2 separate regions of the Homo sapiens genome follow, and region 1 is linked to region 2. Evidence: chromatin loops called from intact Hi-C (ENCODE). Cell type or tissue: endothelial cell of umbilical vein. All regions are shown on one strand. Links, peaks and the distances in the headings refer to the core of each region. The heading gives the core; the rest is flanking DNA.

Region 1 (5,842 bases), core at 1,014-5,013, 610 kb before region 2:
AAATAATACTCATATTATTGGATAACACAAATAACCGATTGCATAGGATCCAGTATGTGTGTGACGGATACCAGCTTCACAGAAGAAGAAGAAGAAAAAAACCCAAAAACAAGGTAGTCTATAGGCACACTGGTTCCTCCTTACCTATAGAGCCAGTAGATTTTAACCATTTGTTTTAGCTCAATTCAAGTATCAGAATTTCATCATTCATTCAAATACCTACTGCACCATCAAGAACAAGACATGGTGCTGTGAGCCCTCTAACAAGGAAGATCTTTTTCCTTTGATAATTACTGGGTAACTGTTGCGGGAAATCAGGGACCCGGAACAGAGGGACTGGCTGAAGCCATAGCAGAAGAACATAAATTGTGAAGATTTCATGGACATTTATTACTTCCCCAAATTAATACTTTTATAATTTCTTATGCCTGTCTTTACTGCAGTCTCTGAACATAAATTGTGAAGATTTCATGGACATTTATCACTTCCCCAATCAATACTTTTATAATTTCTTATGCCTGTCTTACTTTAATCTCTTAATCCTGTCATCTTCGTAAGCTGAGGATGTATGTCACTTCGGGATTCTGTGATGATTGTGTTAACTGTACAAAATGTTTGTAAAACATGTATTTGAACAGTATGAAATCAGTGCACCCTGAAAAAGAACAGAATAACAGCGATTTTCAGGGAACAAGGAAAGATAACCATAAGGTCTGACTGCCTGTGGGGTCAGGCAGAATAGAGCCATATTTTTCTTCTTGCAGAAAGCGAGTAGGAGAAATATTGCTGAATTCTTTTCCCAGCAAGGAACAACCCTGGGGAAGGAATGCATTCCTGGGGGTAGGTATATAGATGGCCACTCTGGGAATGTCTGTCTTATGCCGTTGAGATAAGGACTGAAATACGCCCTGGTTTCCTGCAGTACCCTCAGGCTTACTAGCATTGGGAAATTCCAGCCTGGTAAATTCTAATCAGACTGGTTCTCTGCTCTCGAACCCTATTTCCTGTTAAGATGTTTATCAAGACAATGTGTGCACAGTGGGACACAGACCCTCATCAGTAATTCTAATTTTGCCTTTGCCTTGTGATCTTTTATTGCCCTTTGAAGCATGTGATCTTTGTGACTTACTCCCTGTTCGTACACCCCCTCCCCTTTTAGAATCCCTAATAAAAACTTGCTGGTTTTGCAGCTCAGGTGGGTATCACAGAACCTGCCGATATGTGATGTCAACCCCGGCGGCCCAGCTGTAAAATTCTTCTCTTTGTGCTCTTTCTCTTTATTTCTCAGACCAGCCGACACTTAGGAAAAATAGAAAAGAACCTACATTGAAATATTGGGGGCTGGTTCCCCCGATAGGTGACTGCTATTCAGCAGATGCCATTCTAAGCACTTTAAATGTATTAACTCATTTAGTCTTCACAGTGGCCCTAGGACAGTAGTCCCAGTTTGTAAAGGAGGAAACTGAAGGACATTGAACAAATGAACAAATTGTAAATGCTCGGAAAACTCACAATACTTGTGATAGGGAGTTATCTACCTACCTTTTTAAAGCTAGCTTTTCCAAACTATCCTTGTCTCTCCTAAGGAAGCATTCTCTCTTCCCTTGTTTGTCCTATCTCTGCAACATCTGATTCAGTATGTATTTACATTGGACACGTGAGCCACTTTAAATCTTTTTACCTTTGTTTATTCCCATTTCTCCTGTTAACACAACACTGTTTCTTTGTCTTGGAAAAGGTACTTTTTAAAAGTCCATGAAACACATGCAATTCATCAAGAAGGAAAATGCTTTATTAAGTCACTCTATTTTTCTTATCTGGCCTTAGCATTTTATAACATATCAAATATCACAATTTTGTAAAAGACAGAGAGAAAGCGTGCCTCTTTTCTCTCTGTTCTGGGAAAAATACTAGGCTATGAACCTAGATGACTTGGTTTTTTGTCTGCTTCTGCAACAGTGTTCACTTGGACTGGTCACATAACTCGAGATTTTAATATTCCCATATGTAAAATGTGGAAATTTGCCTTAGATGATCTTTAAAGGTCCTTCTAAGTCTATAATTTTATGACTTGTAAATAAGGCTTTAGAGGTGGAGTTAATGACACTGACATCTGAGTTGGAGGTTCATTATGACACATGTACAAAGCAAAGAGGAATGAGGCCATTCCATCCTTTGCTTCTTCTAAGATATTTAAATACAATGCATTAGCAACTGAGAGATAAAACCTAGAGCAGTATCAACTGGCTACCTTACTGAAACAGTGACAGGTTTTTCCAATGGCAACAGAAATTCATAACTAGGTAAGGAGTGTTGGGAGACAATTCCCCACTCTCTCATGTTTTGCACATCTTAAAAGCAGAGGCATTAGCAGCCTTGTGCTCCGGGCTATCTCTGCGTGGATGCTTGTAGAGTGAACAGACTTGGAAGACAGAGATGGTGTCTCTCTCTAGAGCAGAGAGTAGTTTACTATCAAATACATTAAAGATGTCTCCCTTCAAAGCAAAGGTTGGGCAGGTGTGCTTGAAGGCTATCATAAAAGACTGGGGATTCCCAAGCTCTGGGTTCCGCTCCTGTATTGCAACCCACTGCACTTACAGGTGTCACCTGGCCCTTGTCATGTTGCCCTGTGGGTATGGGAACCACACAAGAAATGAATATTCTGGCTCCTACTACTGCTGCGAGTAATAATTTATGATAAAAAATATAAAAAAAGGACAATAACAAACTGTCCTTTGTCCTTGACCCAGGAGTCTTGGGTGTCCTACCAGAATCTACAAAACTGTAGCAGGTAAACTTGTTAGCTTGAAAGTAGGTAAAAATCTTACAACCTTCATAAAAATAAACAGGAATGGAGGCTTAATAATTCATGGCTAAGAGGACAAAGTTGAACCACACCAAGTTACCTCTGTAACATGATGGTGACATTCAATAAAGCTCTATGGAAGTTATTTTAAAGTTTAATTTGCTGTGTGGCAATTTTGTCCACAAAGGTCTTTACTTATAAGAAATAAACAATCTGATAAACATATGACATGTTTCTTTAAAGCTGACATTTTGAATGTGCCAGCAGTCTAAACTGAAATTAAACCAATTATGAAGTTTTCTTGTGTCCCATCAAGTCTGCCAAGACACCCTGTTGTACAATACTAGCAATTTTTTGAATAGGTAACCATTTTCTACTGGAAACTTATAAATTTTCAGAGAGGAGCTGTCTAAATGTTCTCAATGTAACTCCTTAAGAAAGGACTAAACTAAAAAAGCAAACCAAGCCAGATTTCCCTGAAAAACTTAGCTGCCTTCAAAGTACCACTGGCTGTAGGAAATACAGGAAGCCAGATTTTCAAGACAAACATTCCTCCTTCCTTTCCTGGTTACTGCTATGCCAAGATCAAACAAGGATCAGCAAAGACCAAAGGAATGAAGAAACTGGAACCTTTTTATTGCCTGGGCATTGGGCAAGAGCAAGCTAATTCTATCTTTTAAAAAATGAAATCATATACATTTAAGAGAAGTATTTATACTGCAAGCCATTGCTCAGATCTCCTACCAATCTACAATAAAACAATTATTAAAAACTTCTATCTATGTTCAGTGAGATCTTCATTTTCTTTGTTAGAAAAATATTTGGGGAATATAGGCAATTCAAAAATCCATTGGGCAGGGAATCAGAATCTTGCAATATTAGCAGAGACCAATACATTCTTTTGTAGAGATGTTATCCAGATTTATTTTTAGATTCAAAATATCTCAAAAATGTTATAATACTATAATAGAGAAAATAGAGATGCAAGACTTTACAAGCCATCATTAACTCTTACACCACTCAAATGAAGTAGGTATGATATCTCATTCAAGAGATGAAAAATAAGTTAAATAACTCAGCAAGGTTTTGGAAACAGAACTGAACCATTCATTACAATTCTTACCATCAGATAATTCCTTCCCTAAAGAAATAATTTCCTGACTACAGTGCTAACAATAATATGAGGTTGAAATAAAATCGAAGTTTAAAAAAAAAAACCAACTATAACACTTAATTTCTAGATACAACAAATGGCATTCGTCTGCAATAAAAACATATCTTAAAGAGGACTTCAGCAGTGGTAGGCATTCATAAGTATTAAATTAAAAATAAAGTTTAATATCAAGGATTAGATATAAAAAATATTATTGTCTCAGGCTAAAAGACACACAGTTCTTATCACTCTTTTCCAGGATAATTTCCACATACCATGTATTGTAATACCTGAACACATCCATACCTGTCTCAAACATGTCAGTTCTAAAAAAGTGGAAAAGACCTTCCTGTCTTTGCTACTATAACTTTAGGTACTTAGATAGATTGGGAGGCAGGTGGAATCAGGGCTAGGGGAAAGCAAACTGAATGACCACCAAGGGCACGGCTACCTTAGATTGTAGAGAACTGTCTGTTCCAGATCAATCCCAGGAGTTTGGATCCATGGTCCCATGGTGAGCGAGTCACTCTCAGAAAGAGTATTCTGCCATTCTTGGAGTGAGCCAGGCTTTTGATCTGGACAAACCTGGGATAGCCACTTACCAGCTGTGAAGAGTCAATACCCTCGACTGTCTAAACCTCCAGACTTCAACTAGCCTTAAATGTAACACAAGAGAGATAAGTGGTGAGACACTGAGGATGGCAGGTATAAATTTATCATTAAATGGACTTTTTAAAAAATAAGGCAATATTTCTAAAATTATCATAATCATATATTATGTTATTACATATTTGAATTGTGCATGTGTGTGTGTGTAATATAAATTCATCCCAACAAATAGGTCAATTTGCTTATTAATATTCCCTTTCATGTTTGAGAAAAAAACCCATGAAAACTTAATTCAGTGGGAACAGAAGTGAGGAAGCCTGTTGGGGTAAGTTACTATTAAAGAATTATTTAAATGAAGGCTGGGGGCAAATTGTCTTTCTTTCTTTAATTCCATGAGCCTGAATGGTCTAAAAGATCTTATTTGCCCAAAATAGAGGAGCTGACCACGTAGTTCAACAACCAACTTCTGTTTTGTAGTCTTCAAAAAAATGCTGGGTGATTAAAATATGTGTCATCATGAGTGCAGGGCAGGAAAAGGCAACTCATATAAAATGCCAGCTTGAGACTACTACACGGAAGTTGCACAACCATACACTTAAAATCTGAAGTGTATATACTCACTCCTGATGGCTGTGAGAAAAAGTGAAAGCATAAGTCATGGATTTGAGAATTTTAAAGTTCTTAAATTGCATGATTAAATTTTATCAGAAATAACTGTATTGCTCTCATAAAATTGTTTTAATTAAAACCTAATCTATACTTTGTATTACTTTATTCTCAAGAGGTGTGAAAACCCAGAAAGCTTTCAATAGAGTCTGGCACTGTCTAAAGCATCTTATGGACACCAGATCATCAACTTCACTAGTTTCAAGCGGCAGCAGACATCTGCAAAATATAGCCAGATGCTAATCAACTTGCATGAAGTCTCAGAATAGTGGGTGCCAGAACTAAGTTTAAATTCCAGATGCCAGCCCATCTTCTAAGAATCAGTCACTAACTATTTATTAAAAGTCTATTGTGTGCCTAGAGAGAGCAACTCTCTGTAAAGTAATGCAAAGAAATATAAAATAAGTCTTTTATCTCCAGTAATTATTACTCTGCTTAAGCAACAGGACTTGCAACTCCAGGCCAGGCCAGTATGTTGTAAGTACCTACACTGGACAGGTAAGACTTGGAAGTTCTATCTTTCCCACACCTACTTCTGAAAGAAGCCAGGTAACCATATCCAGATCTTCTAACATGTAGCTTTCTCCTTTCCTGGGTCTTTCCTTCCT
Region 2 (5,842 bases), core at 979-4,978:
CCCTGTCTGGCTAAGCTGCTCACCCACTGCTGAGGGCCAGTGGGTTTCAGGCACAGACTCTGGTATCAGCTGGAACCAGGTTCAAATTCTGGATCTTCTGTTTCACCAGCAATTTCCTTAAACCCTCCGGGCTTCAGTGTCCCCACCCCATGAAGGTGCTGTGAGGCCAGATGTCAAGGCGCATGCACTGCACTTGGCTGCCATCAGCTCCAGGGAGTCCCGGAGATCAGGACCAGCACACATACTGATGGCAGGCTCTGGGGGCACAGGTTACATTTGGAGCACAGCCAGCAGCACAGATCAGGCAGACATTTTTGGCTGATCCTGCAGTTAGGAGGGCCAATATGTAGTGTGAAAGCAGCACAGGCCCAGGATTCCCCAGAGGTATGTTTCCTTCTCAGCCTTGTTCTAAAGAGCTGTGTGCCTGCCGCTATGTGACCTCCTGCTCTTGTCTCTTTCTTCACCTATAGAACAAGTAGGCTGGACCTCAGGAGGTCCACTAAATGCTATCACCTTGACCCAAACAACCAGCCACCCTCAGCCATATCTGTACAGCCTGGGCACAGTGACAGATGGTCAACCACAGGGGCTACCAGCCAGACTGCATGCCAACTGTTCCCCGTGCTCTCGCACCCACTGTAGCTGAAAAACGGTTAAGCATAGACATGAGCAGGCCCAACGGACAAAGCAGACACAGGAAGAAAGGAATATGTTCCACCTGGCAACTTGCTTTAGGCCTTGGTAGGCCAAGCCGAGTTCTCCATCTTCATTTAAATATCCCCAATCCTCAGTCTTGCTAGAAACAAAGGACAGAAAAACAGGGTGTCCAGTGTAGACGGAAGAGACAGGCAGGCAGGGAGTCCTGGAAAGTGAGGAGATTCTAGCCAAGGTTTGGAAACGAAAAAAAGGCAAGGCTCAAGAACTCCCATTTTCCCTTCCTCCTCTCCTGTCACCTGCAAACAGCATCTCTCCCATAAGTCCTCCAGTTTCAGGTACTGTCCTGGAAGTGGGTTCATGTGGTCTCATGTGGGGCCTGCTAATAACCCCAGGTGGGAAAGCATGCTGCCCCAGAGACAGCAGAGGGCCAGCTTGTTCTGGTAACTCTGTAAATGGCAGCAAGGCAGCAGTGTGGGTAGTGTGGAAGCATTCACATAGCCTCACACATGGTGCTTCCCTCAATCAGATTGATTCAGACAAGCACAGGGAGAGATGCAAAAGGGGCTGGGAGGAGAGAACCCTAAGTGTGCATGGAGGAAGCGGGAGGCAGTGAGCAGGCTCATGGTGGGGAACACATTGCATCTGCAGAGCAGCATGGGAAGCCCCTGGGGGACGTCAGGCCCACCCAGGGTAAGGAAGGAGACTGCAGACACTACCTGCTTTTCAATGCAGATCTTTCTGGGACTCCTTAAAGGCACAAAAATATTAACTAATCTTAACTTCAGCTCTCCTTGCAGGGTCTTTCTCCAATAGCTAAAACAAGTTTTGTGATGCCCTAGATGAGAACTGAATGATGTCTCCCCTTGACCTTGGGACTGGGGTGCGTTACCACTTTTTACTCAATTTGGGAAAGCAGAACTCTTTACCCCTCTACATGCAAACTCTTTTGCTGTGTCCAAGTCACCCAGTGTCTGCCCCATGCCAGCAAGGGCAGCTCCTGGAGGTCAGGTGTGTCCAATGTTCCACCTCCACCTAGGTCCTCAACCTGCGCAGCCCTGGGCACACAGAGATACTCAAGGGCCAGCAGAGTTGGGTGGAGGAGGGCAGGTAGGGGCCTGCTGCCCCCAGCAGGACTCTGCCGCACCTCCCTGCTCCTAACAGCCTCTGTTCCTGGAGTACTCCTCCTGCAGGCCAGATTCCAGCTTTCCAGGCAGGAATAATGGAGCAAGAACTGCATCCAAACAGCCCTAAATGAGGACCTGTAATGCCCTCGTCCTCATTCCCAGGGTGCAAACCATCTGTAAACCAAAAATAAAATCCTAAGGCCCCCCACCATCTGAAGGGACTTCCTCCTCAGCCAGGGCTCTTTTAATGTTTAACCTGAGAGACTGTTTCAGGCCACGATAGGAAGTGGGGGTCCGATGTGCCTCATTATACCTCTCCATCATTAACATCAACATAGACTTTAACAAATCCCAAACTCATAACTCAGCATCATCCCGTCTCAGATGTTAGTGCCTGCATTTTACTACGGCCTTTCATGGCTGGTGCTTTAACCCAAAGGCACAGCTCACTGGAGGACTGTAGGCACCACTGCAGTGATTCTTGGGGAGGGCCGGAAGTAGAGCGCATCAGCGCTGAAAGGGAACAAGTGCAGGGATCCTGGGCTCCACCCACCTCCTTTCCCACACCAGAGAGACACTGACTCCTGCGCCAGGACCCAGGGTCTCCAGACCTTGAACTAAAGCTCCTTTCCAGCCTCCAGCCCCCCACCCCCCAGGGAGGGGCTGCTGGGGCTCTGTCTCAGAGGTTCACCTCACCTCTGTCGTCCCCGTAAACCTACAGACTGCAGAGCTCTCTAGGGTGGGGCACGCGAAGCTGACTCACACAAGGAAGTTAGGATTAATGAATGCCCAGGCCACCAGCCTCACAGGGCCATACTCCCAGAATTCTTAATTCTGTAACAAGCCAGGCACTATTGACAAAGATAAAAGTAGAGAACTGTGCAGCCCAGGCAGCCCACAGTGCTCAGGAAATCAGACACACGAGTAAACTAAAAACCAGTCAACCAACTTGCTTCAGCCGTTGGTTCCCAGAGGAAAGAACCCCTGGAGGAGCTCCTCCAGCTCCACTTAGGCCATTATGGGCCAAGGCCAGGGAGGGAGCGCCACCTCCTGGTGGGAAAAGAAAAAGCCCAAACTACTTGGCTCAGGATTTTTTGTTGAAAATGTAAGTGCTTGATATCAATTAATAAATCTACAAATATTTCCAGAGAGACCACTGTGACACACAGAGATAAGTTAACTCACTGCAGTCAGTCTCCAGCCACAGGGGGCAGTGAGGCTCGGCATCCAGGAAACTGGCTGGAGAACCTAGCATTGGGGCAACTCCCAGCCCCACCTGTAATGAGCCCGTGGCCCGGGCTAATCACCTCCACGCCCTGGGCCTCTCTTTCTTTACGGGTAAAGTGAAAGTAGCCTACTGAATTATCGCAAAGGTTTCTTCCAGATCTTTAATTACTAACCTTATTGCAAAGGTTTCTTCCAGATCTTATAAAAAGCCAGACAAGGCCTAGGATAATATTTACTTGGCCTCTGTGAAGATATTGGAAAAACAGGATCTATCAACCATGGCCCCGCCACAGTTAAGAACCTGCCTTCCTGGGGAAACAGACAAGATTCCTGCCAGCTCAGAGATGGTCAGTTTCCCGGTTCTAAAAAGCCCACTGTGTGCTCCACAGACAGCCTAACTTCTTTAGTTCATACCCAAGCTTTCTATTCAACCTCCTAGCATATTCCCTGGGACCTCTGGGAAATGGAAGGCACACTCCAAACACCAGGAACAACAGAGAAACATCTGAGGCCCTAGGCCTGGCCATATGAGGGTGAACAGTTTGTGGATTAATATGACCTAGCCATGAAATTACAGCAGACCCAAACTGTGCTGCCAACTCAGGACCAGCAGAACTTTGGGGAACATAAGGAAATGATCACCTCCTTGAAAAAAGCCAAGAGCTCTTAGTCAGGACTGGTTAAAGCTGGGCCCTCTGGGGAGGGGCTGGGCAGAAGCTAGCTCTTCCCGCCTTCTTTGCCATTCTGAGCAAGGCAGCCCACAGCAGCCGAGGCTCAAGGTCAAATGAGCCAACAGCTCCGAGCAAATCTTGAGACTGCACACAGTTCCTTGTCAAACACAGTCTCCGCTGTCCCGGACAGGCCCCTGGTGTGTGTATTGGCGGGGGGCGGCGGGTGTGAATAATAACCCCAGGTGCGCCCGACCAAGCCCAGGTGCCAATGCCTGGAGGCCTCCTGTCTTGCCGGGGACCTGCTGGATGGAGAGGAGCTGCTAGGAGGTTTTCTGGGACCTCGGGAATGCACCAGTCTCACTTTGGAGTTTTACACTCTTGATAAGGCTTGGGTAGAAGTGGACAGGAATCAAAGGAGCACTGTCAAAGAGCCAGACCAGAGCCCTGGCCACACTCCTGCCCCTACCTAACTCTGACTTTAAGTGCTCACCCCGAGGTGAGGTTGGGCTGAGGGCAGTGGCAACTTGTGCCCTCCTAAACCACTTCCCCATCCTTCTCCCATATACAGCCCTGAAAAGAAGACAAACTGCCCAGCACCCAGCTCATGTTCACAGCCCTCTTCCCCCTTCATTTTCCTATATATAAAATGGTGATAATGATGCTGGTGTCTCTTAGTTCCCAGAGGTAAAAAAGGAGAAAGCTTTGTGGAAGCAGAAGTGCCACCCGCATTCCTGCAGCTCCTCTCAGAGCAGCTCCTCAATAATAGCTTCTCTCCCCAGAGTTCAAAACAAGGGAAAAGACACAGTTATAGGGACCAAAACAAAACTCTACAAACTTATGAAGGTTAGCAAGTGATAAAAGTTCTGAACTTGAGGATCATGAATGCTTAAAGAGGCTATGACTGGGAATGTGATGGAAGCCCCCAGAAATCTAAGCAAAATTCAGCATATGAGTGTAACTTCCTCTAGGGAGAGGATAGATGTCATCAAAATTCTAAATGGTCTTTCACAAATCACACATGTGTAGATATAATTTATATTTAAACAGTAGAACTCTCCATTACAGGAAAACTGTAGGAAACGCAGAGCAGCTGTCTATCTCCAAAGCACCCCAGTTGCCAGGGTGGCCCTCATGGTAATGGGAATCCCCTTGTCATGGGCTCCACAGAATCCCAGTTGGGTCCCTGTTCCCTGCCTCTCCTCCCTCAATGCTGGGATTTGCAGCAATCATGAACACTTCCCAAAGCTAAAGGCCAGACTGGGAGAGAGGCAGGCCCACCATGGCCACTTCCACAGCACCTGGTGCAGCACACACTGCGAAGCTGGCTCTTCAGGCCTCCACTCCCCAGGGCAGCCAGCTCCTTTTCTGTACTTAACTCAGTTTCACAGGCTATTAATTTCCTATTGTACACCAGGCTTGCTGGGAACAGAATTATTTTAAGATATAATAAAAGCTATTTTTATTTTATCACCATCATTATTATTGCTGTAAAGGAAGACAAATCCAGGGTATTAAGCAGCCCCTGGGAAAACCTAAACTGGGGTCTGGATCCCTGACAACCGCTGCATGAATAAAAGAGGCTGCCAATGGTGACGGCTCTGAAGATCGGGGAGATACGCACACCGCTTGTCAGACCAAGCACACAGCTGCTTCTTCCCTTCTACTTTAGTATCACCTGGGCTTTTTCTTATTCATCTCATTTCTTATCTTCAACCCAAGATAATTTAAAATGACTAAATCTTGACTCCAGTTTTAGCACTGAGAGAGTCACCTTCATTCCTTTTCTCCCTCCTTTAGGGAAAAGAATTATACCTCTCTTGAAATAAATTTAATTTCCTCCTGGAGCCTGTGACACCACCTTCAACTTCTGATTACCTACTCAGTGGCTGGAAACTGCCCCAGCCTGAGTCAGGCCTTCCGGATTCTACCTTGACTCAGGCACAGGCCACCCGTGGGCCTAAGCTGTTCCACCCCCCCGGGCCTCAGTCTCCTTCTCTGCAGAAAGAGGGACTGGATGAAAAGATCTGGGAATCAAAGTACCAGAAGTCTTCAGTGACTCTGTGACATTCTTGCAAAAAAACTTAAAGTGGCACTCACAGTGCCACCTAATGACATTTTTGGGAAATGTTTGCTATTTTCACCAATTTTGAACAAATACTTGAT

The links. Peaks named below come from ENCODE experiments on the same cell type or tissue, not always from the same donor. Only the 100,000 strongest peaks of a DNase experiment are listed, where the experiment ranks them.
Region 1: it touches region 2 in a loop (6-fold over the local background); 1 of 110 quality-filtered maps calls a loop at or near these places.

What each region holds. Positions count from the first base shown.
Region 1 is chr18:49,244,620-49,250,461 of GRCh38, forward strand. The region is part of intron 13 of DYM (dymeclin); the gene reads right to left. Among named protein-coding and RNA genes, the nearest start is that of MIR4744, 200 kb to the left of the region's middle. In endothelial cell of umbilical vein, for the core only: no CTCF peak of the experiment used is centred there; a DNase peak (open chromatin) is centred at 3,332.
Region 2 is chr18:49,856,095-49,861,936 of GRCh38, forward strand. It overlaps MYO5B (myosin VB), which reads right to left. Exons shown (of 40, transcript NM_001080467.3): 30 at 719-796. Among named protein-coding and RNA genes, the nearest start is that of SNHG22, 45 kb to the left of the region's middle. RefSeq lists enhancers at 4-504, 505-1,005. In endothelial cell of umbilical vein, for the core only: a CTCF peak has its summit at 2,828 (motif pointing left); a DNase peak (open chromatin) is centred at 2,787; H3K27ac peaks cover 541 bases.